2 separate regions of the Homo sapiens genome follow, and region 1 is linked to region 2. The links are chromatin contacts, found by Hi-C or POLR2A ChIA-PET in ENCODE. All regions are on one chromosome and are shown on one strand. The core of a region is the stretch at or near the end of the contact, and the rest is flanking DNA. Distances in the headings are between cores, read along the strand shown.

Region 1 (6,336 bases), core at 3,646-6,145, 330 kb before region 2:
TGGGCTTGGGTAGTGAGTGACATGTGCACACGTCCAGCTGCGCCATCACCAGCCCTGCGCAACAGGACGTCGGGAGCAGGGAACCTGAGACAGGGCCACTGCGGGATCGGACAAAGCCCCGCTTTGGAGAGGCTGAGCTGGAGCCATTGGCCTCCCCAGGGGCTTTCCACCCACACTGCACCATAACCGCCACACCCTTCGGGGGGGGGGAGGGTACAGAGGGTCTCTAAGCACAGGGGTGTTCAGAGCCCGAACAAGCTTTGATCAGGTTTCCCTGCTTCCGACCTGTCCTGCCTCAGTTTCCCCATCTGTGATGAGCAGGTGACCACGTTAACTCTCAGGGCTGTTTGAAGTCTCTTGGTTGTAGGCCCTCGCCACTGAGTGGCCCAGGTGTGAGAGGTAGTCTAGAGCCCTCTGCGGCCTTTGTGGAGGTCCGTTTTCAGCATGTGGCCTGGTGTGGCTCCCTAGGCCTGAGGCCTCCCACTCTCAGTGCCCCCTGCCCCCTTGGGAACCCACACTCCACCCCAGCTAAGCACAACACTGTGGACCACCACCAATGGCACCTGAGCCACCTTGACCACCATTAGTGTCCCCACCCTCATTACTCTGCCGTCGTTGCCTGTCCCCACCACATCATCTCCCTCCATGGCTCCCACCATGACGCTGGCAGGTGCAAGCGGAGAGCACGAGGGCAGCAGGGCCTGGCCTTCCGTGTCCCTGCGTCATCCCCAGCCTCACTCCCCACCCGTGCAGGCCTGGCCAGGAAGGGATCCTGGCAGGGGCTTCCAGGTTCTCAGCTCAAGGCCTGGTCCCGGGCAGGCGTCCAACCCCTGGGAGCAATGTATTTCTTTGCCTTCCATCCTGGGCAGACCCCTTACAGGCCTGGGCATTGCCATGGGCCCTGGGTCTTCCCAGGCTAAGGAGAACCAGGAACAGCTATAACCTTGAGCTAGTGAAATAGGGTAGATGAGAAGGCTGTCTCCTCCAGACCCCTACCCCTACACAGTGGCCCCACAATATGAAGACCTGGGGTAATTCCAAGGTGAGCATAGAGCCTGCCTGTGCCCAGTTCCTTCTGGCCCTCAGGTGGCCAAGCCCATCTCTTCATCCTTCAGATAGGGTCCCACTCCCAGAAGAAGCTGCTGGGGTGGGGGTGGGAGGCTGCCTAAGCCTGTCTGTGCTTCAGAGGCCCCTCCAGTCCCTGGCTGTGGGGTAACTGGGGGTATGAGCTGTGGCCACAGGTGAGCAAGGCAGGGAACTGCAATCCAGCCCTGGCCGCGGGAGGGGCCATCTCTGGCCAATGCTGCTGTGCCTTCAAGGACTGACAAGTTACGTAGGGGCAGAGGTCGCCAGCTAGCCAGTGTCTCCTCCATCTGGGGGGCGTCTGTCCACTTGTCACCTTAGGTTTTCACTCATTTGTCACCTTGGGGTTTTGCTCTGTGTGTTTCATATCCAACGGCAATACTTGCAGGGGGACAGAGTCCTCTAAATACTCCAATCCTGCGGTTTTTACAAACATAAAGGGGGAGACCCCAAGTGGAGGACCCTGGGCCTGGAGCTCCCTCCCAAACTTTGTCCAGCATCCAGCCTGTTCCCTGGGCTCACTGGGGAGGGAGTTGTCTTCATAGCACACCCAGAGCCAGGGATCCCTTTGTAGTTTTTTGACAACGGAGCATTTCTCTTCTGTACAGGACCCAATAAAAACTTCCTTATGATTTGCACCTGGCATTCCAAGGCTGGTTTCGTAGAAAACCCTTCTACAACCCCACAGCAGGGCTGGCCAGCTGCCCTTAATGTCTTCCTCTGGAACCTGAGTTCTTCTGGTAGTGTGACATTTTTGGGGGGTTGGACTTGCTCTCTGTCTTCAGACAAATGCTCAGGTCCCACCAGCGAGTGAGGAGTGAGATGGTCCTGGAGTAGCAACAGGATGAAGCAGTGGGGTGGGCTCCACAGCCCACCAGTGGAGGAAAGGCCCTATTAGCCCAGGTGGCAACCCCTGCCCCAGGGTTGGCACCTGGGGCTGCTAGTCACCGTGAGCTTGACTGAAGAGACAGAACAGGGCAGGGCAATAGGAGCTGGGCCTAAGCTGCTTGGGACTTGTCGAGCCCCTGTCCCCCCGCGCGCCCGCCCTGGAGTTTGGAGGAAGGACCTTTGGGTCTGCAGTGCAACACCGCCACCTGGTGGACTGCAGAGGGATTTGTCCTGGCCTCTACCCCACCCCACACCGCGGGAAGCAGACCGGAGAGGCCACCCTGGACGGCGACAGCCGGGACTCCCACCCTCGCCCCAGCTCCAGCGAGCCCATTAGGTGCGACAGTGGAGCTGGGTTTTTGAAGGACCGTGGGTCCTTCTCCACGCGTTTGGACCAGGACGGGTTTAGTGCCCTGCAGGTCAGGGCCGCCCAAAAAGAGAAGAGCTTCTGTAGAAAGTTGGTATTTGTGGTTACAAAAGATGCACCTAACTAGGCATCGCAGGGGTGGGAGACATTAGACCTCTGGTGTCCTCTTGATACCGACTTCGCAGATTCGCGCTGGCTTTATTCTGAATTACAAGGTGTCGGGAGAGGGTGCCAGGATCTCTGACCCCACAACCCAAGCTGCCCCTCGCTGGCCCGGACTCCTGGGCCAGAAGCCCAGGGGAAGAAAATCTGACTTGAGAGCCTCCCACCACCGAAGTCCGTGCGCAGCAGTGACCTCATTATGGACCAATAAAGTGGCGCAGCGCGCTCCGAGAGCCGTCCAGGGATTGGATTCTCCGGCAGCCCTAGGGATCTGGAGCTGCGGGGTCTACGGGGTCCGGGCTTGGAATGTGGGCCAGGGTCTTTGTCGAGCGGAAGGCGTTCCCCTCTCCCACGAGAGGCACCGGGTTCACTTTTGCAGCCTTCAAGCTGGTGCCACCAAGCAATGGGTCCCTTCCAGGAACCGCGTGGGCGGGGCGTCCGGTTGGGGCGGTGCATCTTAGGGGCGGGGCTTCTGAGAAGGGTGGGCCTCGGGGAATGCGCCAGCCCGGTGGGCAGCACCGCTTGCGAAGGAGGTCCTTGGAAGTCAAGAGGATCCCGGGTTGGGGGAGGCTGGGGGCCCCTTGCCGGCGGGGCGGGGCCAGGCGCGCTTTGTGCCGGTGGGAACCGGGCGCCCGCGGTCCGCTGAATGGTCCGGGGCGGGGCAGCGATTCTCCTCGCTGCGAGGGGTCAGCTCTGCGCTGTTGCCAACTGCGACATTCCCACCGCTGCGCGGCAACCGGGCGGGGGTGGGGGCGGGCGGGTTGCCCGCCAGGGGTCCCTGGGAAAGGGGCGCAGCCCAGGACACCCCCTCCCAGCCCCTCCGGAGGATGGGCGGAGAGCGAGCGGTCCGGCGTGTGTAGGTGGAGCTAGAGTGGGGGTGGATTATGCCCAGACGCGCAGACCCAGTCCGGCAGGGCTGGGGGTATTTCCCTGCGCTTGCGGGGTGCGCGGCCCTCTCCAAGCCACCCCCGCCCCACGACCAGAACGGACGACTGGGGGGTCCTGGCAGTCACTGTGGGCGTGCTGAAAATAGTCCCTGTGTCGCGAGACCAAATAGGGAGCGCCTTCAGTTCAGGTCATCCCCGGGGCTTCCCCAGGGCCGCCACACGCGCAGGCCCAGCCCGGGACTCTCGGCGCAGCGACTCGACGCTGGCTGCGGCGGGGGGACGCTGGCGGACGAGCCAGGGAGACTTTCGGGGAGGAGGAGCAGGGGTGGTGGGGACCGCGGGCCGCCGGCGGCCGGAGCAGGAGCCCAGACGGCAGGGGTGCAAGGGCGGAACAGCGCGGGCGCCTCCTGGCCCAACCCGGCGCTGTCCATGGTGCTGCCGGCGGCGCTCTCGGGCACCAGGGGGCAGCGCAGGCCGCTGCCGACCTCATCTCCGCGCCGAAGGAGCTGGCTCACGCCGGGCAGGCAGCTGCGGAAGCCCGACGGTTGCTCGGCTCCCCTGGGCACAGGCCAGAGCCCTGTGGGGAAGAGCGGACGCGAGAAACAGGGAGGGGAAGAGAGGGAAGGGGAAGGGGAGGGGGAGGGAGAGGAGGGGAAGGGGGAGGGAGGGGAGGGGAGGAAGGGAGGGAGGAGAGGGGAGTGGAGGTGGAGGGGAAAGGAGGGAGGAAGCGTGTTGAGGAAGGGAAGAGGAGGGCGGAGGTCAGACGACCCGAACGTCTCCCCCGGGGTCCAGACCTACCACCCAGATTGCAATCGCACAGCCAGCCCGGGCTTTACTGCTCCTCCCTCGCCCCCTAGCGAGCTGGGGCCCCCTCCTCACCAACTGCACCTGCCTCCGAGTTGTCCTCTTTATATTTGCTGTCTTGCCATGTTGCCCAGGCTGGTCTCAAAAGCCCGGGGTCAAGCGGTCCTTGAGGTATCCCTCTTTATTTGGCCTTGTGCATCCCTGGCTCTGATCCCACAAGCCTCCCCCTCCTCCCTCCAGCCCTCCCCTATACCTTGCAAGGAGTTCTGAAGGCTTCTCATGTACTTCACGCTCAACTCCAGGATGTCGGCCTTCTCCAATTTGCGCTTCCGGATCTACCCGACCATGGAAAGGTCTATTAGACCGGCCTCCCGAGGTGGAGAGAGGGAGGTTGGGATCGTATCACCCACCCACCCCCACCCCGCCTGAGTCTCACCTGGTGCGAGTAGTGTTTCTCCAGCAGCGACTTGAGCTGCTCCAGTGACACATTGATGCGTGCCCGGCGCTTTTTCTCCATCAGCGGCTTGGAAATCTGCAGATGAACAGCCTTTAGAGTGCAGGACTGCCACCCTCCTGCCCTCGGCACCCCCCCACACCTCCCGGGGAAGGGTGCCTGCCCCTAGTCCCTCAAGACCCCAGACCTTTCGGAAGTTGCCGGGGAGGCTGCCCCGGGCAGCAGGCTCCGTGCCCATGTTGCAGTCCATGCACCAGTGCGAGGCAGCGCCGCCTTTATAGGGACCCTCGTTTACATGTCAATGAGGCCCTCTGGACTCTAGAAACCTTGAGGAGGAGGGGACCGAGGGAGGACGCACTGGGAAGCTCCCCACCTCCTTCCCTCAGCCCCCTCCCATAGCCTAGGCTTCCTCTCACCTTCAGGACCCCCCCTGTCTCCCGAGGGACCCCCCCCTCCCCTTTATCTGTCTTTTCCTTATCTCTCTGGCCTCCACCACTTCCCCAGTCTGAGGACCCCTGCCATGCCCACCCCCTCCATGCCCATCCTGTCCCAATCCCCGTAAGTTCTCCAGTCCCACTTGCCAAGTCCTTGATACCCTGGAGTGCAAGCATTCCAGGGGTCACCTACTGGGGAGGTACATGGGCCAGCTGGCCACAGGCTGCCTCACTGACTATGACAGGGCTCTGGGCTCCCTCGGGACTGATGAAGATGCCAAGGCGACGCCTCTTTATGCACTTCATGCTCTGGTTATACCCGCAACGCCGCATTAGTTGCCCTAATGTCGGGACAATGCAGCAATTTTCTGCCTGTGGCTGCTCAAAGCCAGGCACAAGCTGAGCCCGCGGGGGCCATGCAGCAGCCTGTGTCCCATTAAAGCATGCAGCCCACCCGCGGGGCCACAGCCAGCCTCATCCTTGCTGGGGCCTTGGGATTGGGAGGGGTCCTGGTGAGGGTGCAGCCTGGGTCCTGTGTTCTCTGACACTGCTAGGATCCAACGCGGACTTCCCACAGGAGGCAGGTGGGGTGAACACGGCTGCCTCTCCCTTCCTTACAGCCCTGGGCTTCCAGGCTGGGTGGCTTTGGTGGTAGACCCTGTCCCCATGGAGAAGCACTAGAAGTCTACTCCCATGAGCCTGCTCTCAGCTCCACGCACAGGTGGTGGTGGCAGGAGACCACTGACATTCTGGGAAGAGCTCCAGGCCACACTTCGAGAGATCCAGGGCCCGCACCCCAATCTATGATTCAGACTACGGCGGACCCAGTGGAGGAGGCGCCTGGAGCACTTGCCCCAGGATGGGCTAGGCCTACAGCAAGGCTCTGGGGCCATCCCCCTGGTTGGACTCCAGGAGGCTGAACTGTAGCTGCTGTGATGGACAGGAAGGCTGACCTCCAGGAAGTCCCTGGGTTCAAACCTAGACACCTCCCATGGGCCCTCATGGCTTTAGTTTTTGGGGCTTGTAAAATTATATTCTGAACAATGCAGCCCCCATTGCTTCTGAGGGTGACAGGGAAGTCGCAAAAATTCTGCAGCTGAGCCCTGTGGCAGAGGAATGAACAAACCGGCTTCTGTGTAGGGACTCAGGGTGGGGTGCGCCCCCCAGCTCTATCAAGCCAGGGCATCTCCCCCCAGCCCGCCCCCGCCTACCCTTCCCAGGATAGCGGCGTTCCCAGGCGCCAAGCAGCGTGGAGAA
Region 2 (5,778 bases), core at 709-3,208:
CAGGGTCTTTCCCTGCCACTGCCGCTTTGGCTGCACTCTTGCATTCCAGCTTTGCCCAGCTATTCTTGCATTTTGCCGTCAGTGAATGCATAGACTTGAGTAGTTCCTGTGACTCTTTCTTTTGTTTGAGAAGGACGAAGACAGGTAAGAAGCAGCCTGTCCTCCTTCTAGAAGCCTGCTGTGCTTTTAGTAGAGATGGGGTTTCGCCATGTTGGCCAGGCTGCTCTTGAACTCCTGACCTCAGGTGATCCGCCCACCTTGGCCCCAGAATGCTGGGATTACAGGCATGAGCCACTGCACCCGGCCTAGCTTGACTTCTTAAGATGCAGAGCTGTGGGGAACCATGCTTTGAGTTCCTCACCAGAAGATTTACTGTCATATCCTTGGCAGAGAGGAGTGTGCCTTGGTTACTGGAAGGACCAGGAGTTGAACGGTGGTGCAAATGAGCTGTAGCAGCATAATCTACTTCTCAGTCACTGTTTGGGGACCAGCAAATCTACATGGATGGACCCTGATTTCACTGAGTTTATTTAATTTGGATTTATGGCTGCATTCATGTCACATTAAATGATTACCTTCAGCCCAGGTTCCAAGCATTGGAAGACATTGCCTCTCAAAACCCAATGTAAGAGACTTTTAAATACCCACTAGTGTTTAACTTATGATGGAAACTTTTCATACTTCAGTATTTCACCAACTTATATGGTTCCTTTGGAGATCTTAATGATATGCGGCTGTCACTTTAAGTGAGGTACTTTGGCTCTCGGTTATGAATAATCCTTTTTATTTTCTCTGTAACATTGCAAGGGAGCAAAGTTTCATTCATCACTTACCACAGAAGAGTGTGCATTGAGCCGCTAGAGGGCACTCAGTCTTTATTTTTTTGTAACTTGGAATTTCCCTGACCTATATTTTGCTTTTGAATGTTCCTCTGGTGGTGTCAGAATTTTGGTTTGTTTGCTTAATAGATTTGAAAACAGCCATGTAGAAGGGGTCATTGCAAACATGTAATTGTGGTGTTTCCCAGGACACGTGGAGTTAGATTCCTGCCCCGTGGTGCCTGCTGTGCTGCTAGCTGGTCTGGAACATCCTCTCCGACAGACAGCAGCTCCCTTGTCCTGGGTGAGGGTGGTTCAGTCAATCACATGGTGGTGGGGGAGAGTCTAAGGCCATGGAGCAGCTTTTTGGCCACCCTCCAACCACGGAATGGAAGTTCGTGTGCAGGTGGTAAGGGTGCATTTTGCTGGAGAATTAGTGGGACAGTGGGTCAGAGCAAGGCTTTGACAAGGGAGGTGACACTTCTGAAACTGACCCTGGAGGTGACCCCAGCTCAGGGCTCTGGCAAGTCACGGAACTCCCCACTCGGCTTGGGCCTGCTGAACCAGCTCCTGTTCTGGGCTGCCTGCGATCTGGACTCCTGCAGTCCTGGGCTGCCTGGGATCTGGACTCCTGCAGCACAGAGTCCTGTGCTCACTCATCATCCAGTTGCCCCTTGATCTCTGCTTAGGTTTTGTTCATTTTCCCATTCCTGTTTTCAAACTCTTAGGAACAATGACTTTTTACCTACAAATAGTTAGGAATAAAGGCCTTTCAAGTGGGTTTGCCATGTGAATTCTTAGTGTCTAGAGTACCACTAGATACTGACTCATCCTTTATTTTCACGGCCTGATGAAAGGAAGCTACTTTTTGCAACCCTTCTTCAAACCCCAGAGACTGCATCTTTACTAGCGATGGTCCTTCCTTTCCCCTGCCTTTTGGGGCCATCTGTTTACCCCTGTTTGTAACAGGGCCACAGTCTACCCCCAAGGCCCAAGGCCCAAGGCCCAAGGCCTGGCCCGTCCCTGCCTTCCACCAGCTGCCATGAGTTGCTAAGCAACAGCCTCTGCGTGCTGCCCCCTCTCCCTCCTCCCTCAGGACTTCTCTCTCCCACGGAATTGCTGACCCCATAGGTAAATGCAGGCAGCTTTGCTCAGCTGGGCAGTTGCTCAGCGAAATGAGCATTTTCCTCTGTTAGGACCCCTCATCCAGCCCTCTGCTGACCCCTGTTTGCTCAGTGGCAGGCTGGCAGCACAGCTAGGCCCAGGAGGACAGGTGCGTTTCAGGGTGCGGGGGGGAGGTCTACCTGGCACCTGCTGGGGCAGTCGGGCCACAGGGGACTGGTGCTGTGGGGACCGCATTCACGACCCCGTTCACATTTCCAGAAAGGACACGTTGGCCTCCATGCATGTGTCCTGATGTTGAGAGGCCCCTGCTCCCTTCAGCCTAGGAAGACATCTCAATGAAGACCACAGCCCCGTCCTCCACTGAGCTGTTTCCTTATCTTCATTTCTTTCTGTGGTCCTGTCATAGCGCAGGCATCTGATAAAATGTTTGTTGGAAAATGAATCTATGGACGTGGGAAAGTAAAGGTGGTGAAAACATGTCCTTCCTTTCCCCTTGCTTCTATTTTCACTTTTTAATTGGCAATGCGCATGCATATTGAAAAGTTATGTGGCTTGAGGCGACAGATAGCTGCTCAGTGAAACCCTAGGTCAGGACATGGACACCGCAGCCTGGCAGTGCCGGGACTCCCTTGTGTAGTCAGTACTTTTTATTTTTTTGAGAGAAGATCTCACTCTGTTGTCCAGGCTGGAGTGCAATGGCGTAGTCACGGCTCACTGTGGCTTCCACCTTCCAGGCCCAAGTGATCTTCCCACTTCTGCCTCCCATGTAGCTGGGACCACAGGTGCATGCCACCACACCAGGCCTTTTTTTTTTTTTTTTTTTTTTTTTTTTTGTATAGATAAGATTTTGCCATGTTGCCCAGGCTAATCTCGAACTTCTGGACTCAAAACAGTCCTCCTGCCTTGGCCTCCCAAAGTGCTGGGATTATAGGCATGAGCTACCATGTCCAGCTGGTAGTCAGTACTTTTAATCTGTCTGGTGAGGTGACGCTGGAAGTGAGAGAGGGTTGTTGGTGGGGAGGCCGCCTCCTGCCCCAGCCCTATCCCTGTTCATGTCCTGGCCCGCGTGCGTGATGAAGAAGCGAAGCCCAGTGTACTTACTTTGCGGGGAGCTGCGTGCCTGGCGGCCATGGGGTTGGCTGGAGAGCTCCTTCCTCTGTTCTGGGCTGTGATGTTAGTGGTATTATTACTCTGGGTAACAATGTTCTTTTCTGTTCTCTGCGTTATGTATAGAATGATCTCCTTCGGGGTGGAGGAAGGAGGAATTCTGGGGAATATTGTCCCTGTGAGTATATTTGAGCATTATTTGTTCACTGTACAACTTCTGCAGTTCAACTCACCCACAGTGCTGAGAGCCATGGGCTTGAGGGCATGCCTGTCTCTCTTGCGTGTGGAATGTGTGTGGGTTGCATCCTCTTGCAGGGCCCCCTCCAGGCGAGTGCAGAGGCAGTGTGAAGACGTTGGCAGTGACCAGGTGGGATGCGTGGCCTCCCGGGGTTGGGATCAGAGTGCAGGCCCTGCCTTGCCTCCTGAGGCCTGTGCTGTAGTTGAGTGCAGGGCTTTTGAGTTTCTTGAAGCTAAATTGACAGAAAAGTAGACATTTGAGATTTTGTTGACTGTGGTTTTCAGCAAGTGGAGACTGATTGGAGAGTGATAGAGCGTCAGGGAAAAGGAATCTTCAGAGAGGTGGAGAAACCTGCCGTGGTGGGAAGTCTAAGTTTTTCTTTGTCTCTAGCAATCCATGTGGACCATTTCTGGATCACAGTTGGTTCTGGTGTCCTGGGAAACCAGTGACTTAGTCTCTTCCTGCTCTTCTCAGATCTGGCTCTGGGCCAGAGGTGTGTGCTGGCAACCCCATCTCAGGGCCCCGCTGGCCACGAGCTTCTTGGAGCAGCCGTGGAAGAGCTGAGTCTCTGTGCTTTTTTTTTTTTTTTTTTTTGAGATGGAGTCTCACTCTTTTTGCCCAGGTTGGAGTGCAGTGGCGCGATCTCTGCTCATTGCAACCTCCGCCTCCTGGGTTCAAGCAATTCTTCTGCCTCAGCCTCCCGAGTAGCTAGGATTACAGGCGCGTGCCACCATGTCTGGCTAATTTTTGTATTTTTAGTAGAGACGGGGCTTCACCACGTTGGCCAGGCTCTGTGCTCTTCTTCTTAACGCCAGGTTATTTCCCTGAAACCAGGGTCCTGTGGTGGCTCAGCCAGACGCTGATTCCCCTCCCAGTGAGGGAGCCCAGGCCTCTGCCGCAGGGGTGAGAACGGAGGGGCTCCGTGTTGGGAGAGGCACCTGGTCATGCTGCTTGCCGTGGAGGTCTCAGCTTTCCATTCTGTGCTGACTGTGTTACTACTTCAGGCTCCATCAGGGACCTACAGGTGTGTCTTATAATGACTGTTAAACTAACATTTAATTTACTTTAAGTTTTATGGGCAATGTAGGAATACGCGTTTCCTAGCATGTCTCATGGGTGTGGTTACCACGAGTTTGCCAGCACACCCGTATACACTGTGGGTTTCTTTCATTTTTCTTTTTTCTTTTTTCTTTTTTTTTTTTTTTTTTGAGACGGAGTCTCACTGTGTTGCCCAGGCTGGAGTGCAGTGGCGCGATCTCGGCTCACCGAAAGCTCCGCCTCCCGGGTTCACGCCATTCTCCTGCCTCAGCCTCCTGAGTAGCTGGGACTACAGGTGCCCACCACCATACCCGGCTAATTTTTTGTATTTTTAGTAGAGATGGGGTTTCACCGTGTTAGCCAGGATGGTCTCGATCTCCTGACCTTGTGATCCACCCGCCTCGGCCTCCCAAAGTGCTGGGATTACAGGCGTGAGCCACCGTGCCCGGCCTATCGTCACTTTTTAACTTGCCGCGGCTGCCTTCCCAGTTCTGCACACACCGGCTGGTCTCCTCCCATCCCATTGCTCCCCTGCCCCACGCAGGATCTGCCGGGTTCTGCTGAGGTAGCTTCCATTTGCAGGAGCACCAGGATTGTGTCTAATGTTTTGCTGTTGTCGCAGCGCTGCCCCAGACAGCCTTGTGCTCGTCTGTCTGCTCACCGCAGCTGCTCCTACCTGTGTCCTGTGCACACGCATGCTGCTCCCGGTTCAGTTGCTGGCCCAGGTGCTTGTCAGCCAAGTCCTGTTATGTGGCGGAAGTCAGGCTTCCCAGACTCCACCGTGGTTTTTGGAAGACTCCTGGGGCCTGGAGTACAGCGGGTGCTCCCTGGCGGCCGCGCTGTCCTCTGGGCAGGACTATGAGTATAGTTTGGGAAGCACCTTAACCCATAACCACATCGAACATTAAAACAAAGAGATTCGAAACTGAGTTATTTCGTGGCCTTGGTGTGTCTCTTCCTGCTCTGCTTCACCGGTTGGATCTGAGTTTTGGGCCCTGGGGGTCTGGGCTTCCCACCAGGTATCTTTTTAAATGGCCACCTTTAATGGCCTTTTTAAATGGCCTTGTAGGTAGGTTTACTCTCTTGGAAGAAAAAATTGCATAAGTCATGATATAAAGAGTTACTTGAAAAAACTTTCCACACTGTATGCAAATTTGAGACGATGGGGAAATAAAATGCATGCGAGAAGTTCAGATGTGCTTGGAAGGTTTAACTTTTCATCCAGCTTTTCCTCCCCAAGAGGACGCACACAGGCACGGAGGGCTGGCCCCCGAGTGCCCGCTGTCTCTGCTGAAGATAATGGAGCCATTTCTGGCAATTTGTCCTCATTATCAAAATCAGCCTGCGGAGTTTTCCGAGTTCCCATTTACGGAGGAACGGCGTGGAGCTTCACTTACCACTCTGCTGTGTCATCTTTCAGGCTTTTTCTGGGAGGAGGTGGGCAGGGGTTTG

The links. Hi-C counts contacts between places; a loop is a spot of excess contacts on that map. ChIA-PET counts read pairs that join two places held with the same protein, here RNA polymerase II (POLR2A). Pooled maps may share reads with other maps.
Region 1: a loop to region 2 is called in a pooled map, with 8 times the contacts of the local background. The contact joins the promoter of HES3 here to the enhancer-like site in region 2. A Hi-C loop is called at or near these places in 4 of 50 pooled maps. POLR2A ChIA-PET finds 5 or more read pairs at or near these places in 2 of 52 experiments (H1 and activated naive CD4-positive, alpha-beta T cell).

What each region holds. Positions count from the first base shown.
Region 1 is chr1:6,242,738-6,249,073 of GRCh38, reverse strand. It overlaps HES3 (hes family bHLH transcription factor 3), which reads right to left and starts at 4,895. Exons shown (of 4, transcript NM_001024598.4): 1 at 4,833-4,895; 2 at 4,628-4,723; 3 at 4,445-4,526; 4 at 3,496-3,964. The coding sequence starts at 4,708. The coding sequence ends at 3,567. It overlaps GPR153 (G protein-coupled receptor 153), which reads left to right. Exons shown (of 6, transcript NM_207370.4): 6 at 1-1,721. RefSeq lists silencers at 2,899-3,198, 3,319-3,458, 3,609-3,768, 3,612-3,963 and an enhancer at 4,200-4,757.
Region 2 is chr1:5,911,256-5,917,033 of GRCh38, reverse strand. All of the region lies in intron 11 of NPHP4 (nephrocystin 4), which reads left to right. Among named protein-coding and RNA genes, the nearest start is that of MIR4689, 51 kb to the right of the region's middle. Within about 2 kb of position 1,958, at least 2 of the 41 ENCODE cell types and tissues checked have a DNase peak (open chromatin) inside an H3K27ac peak, as active enhancers do.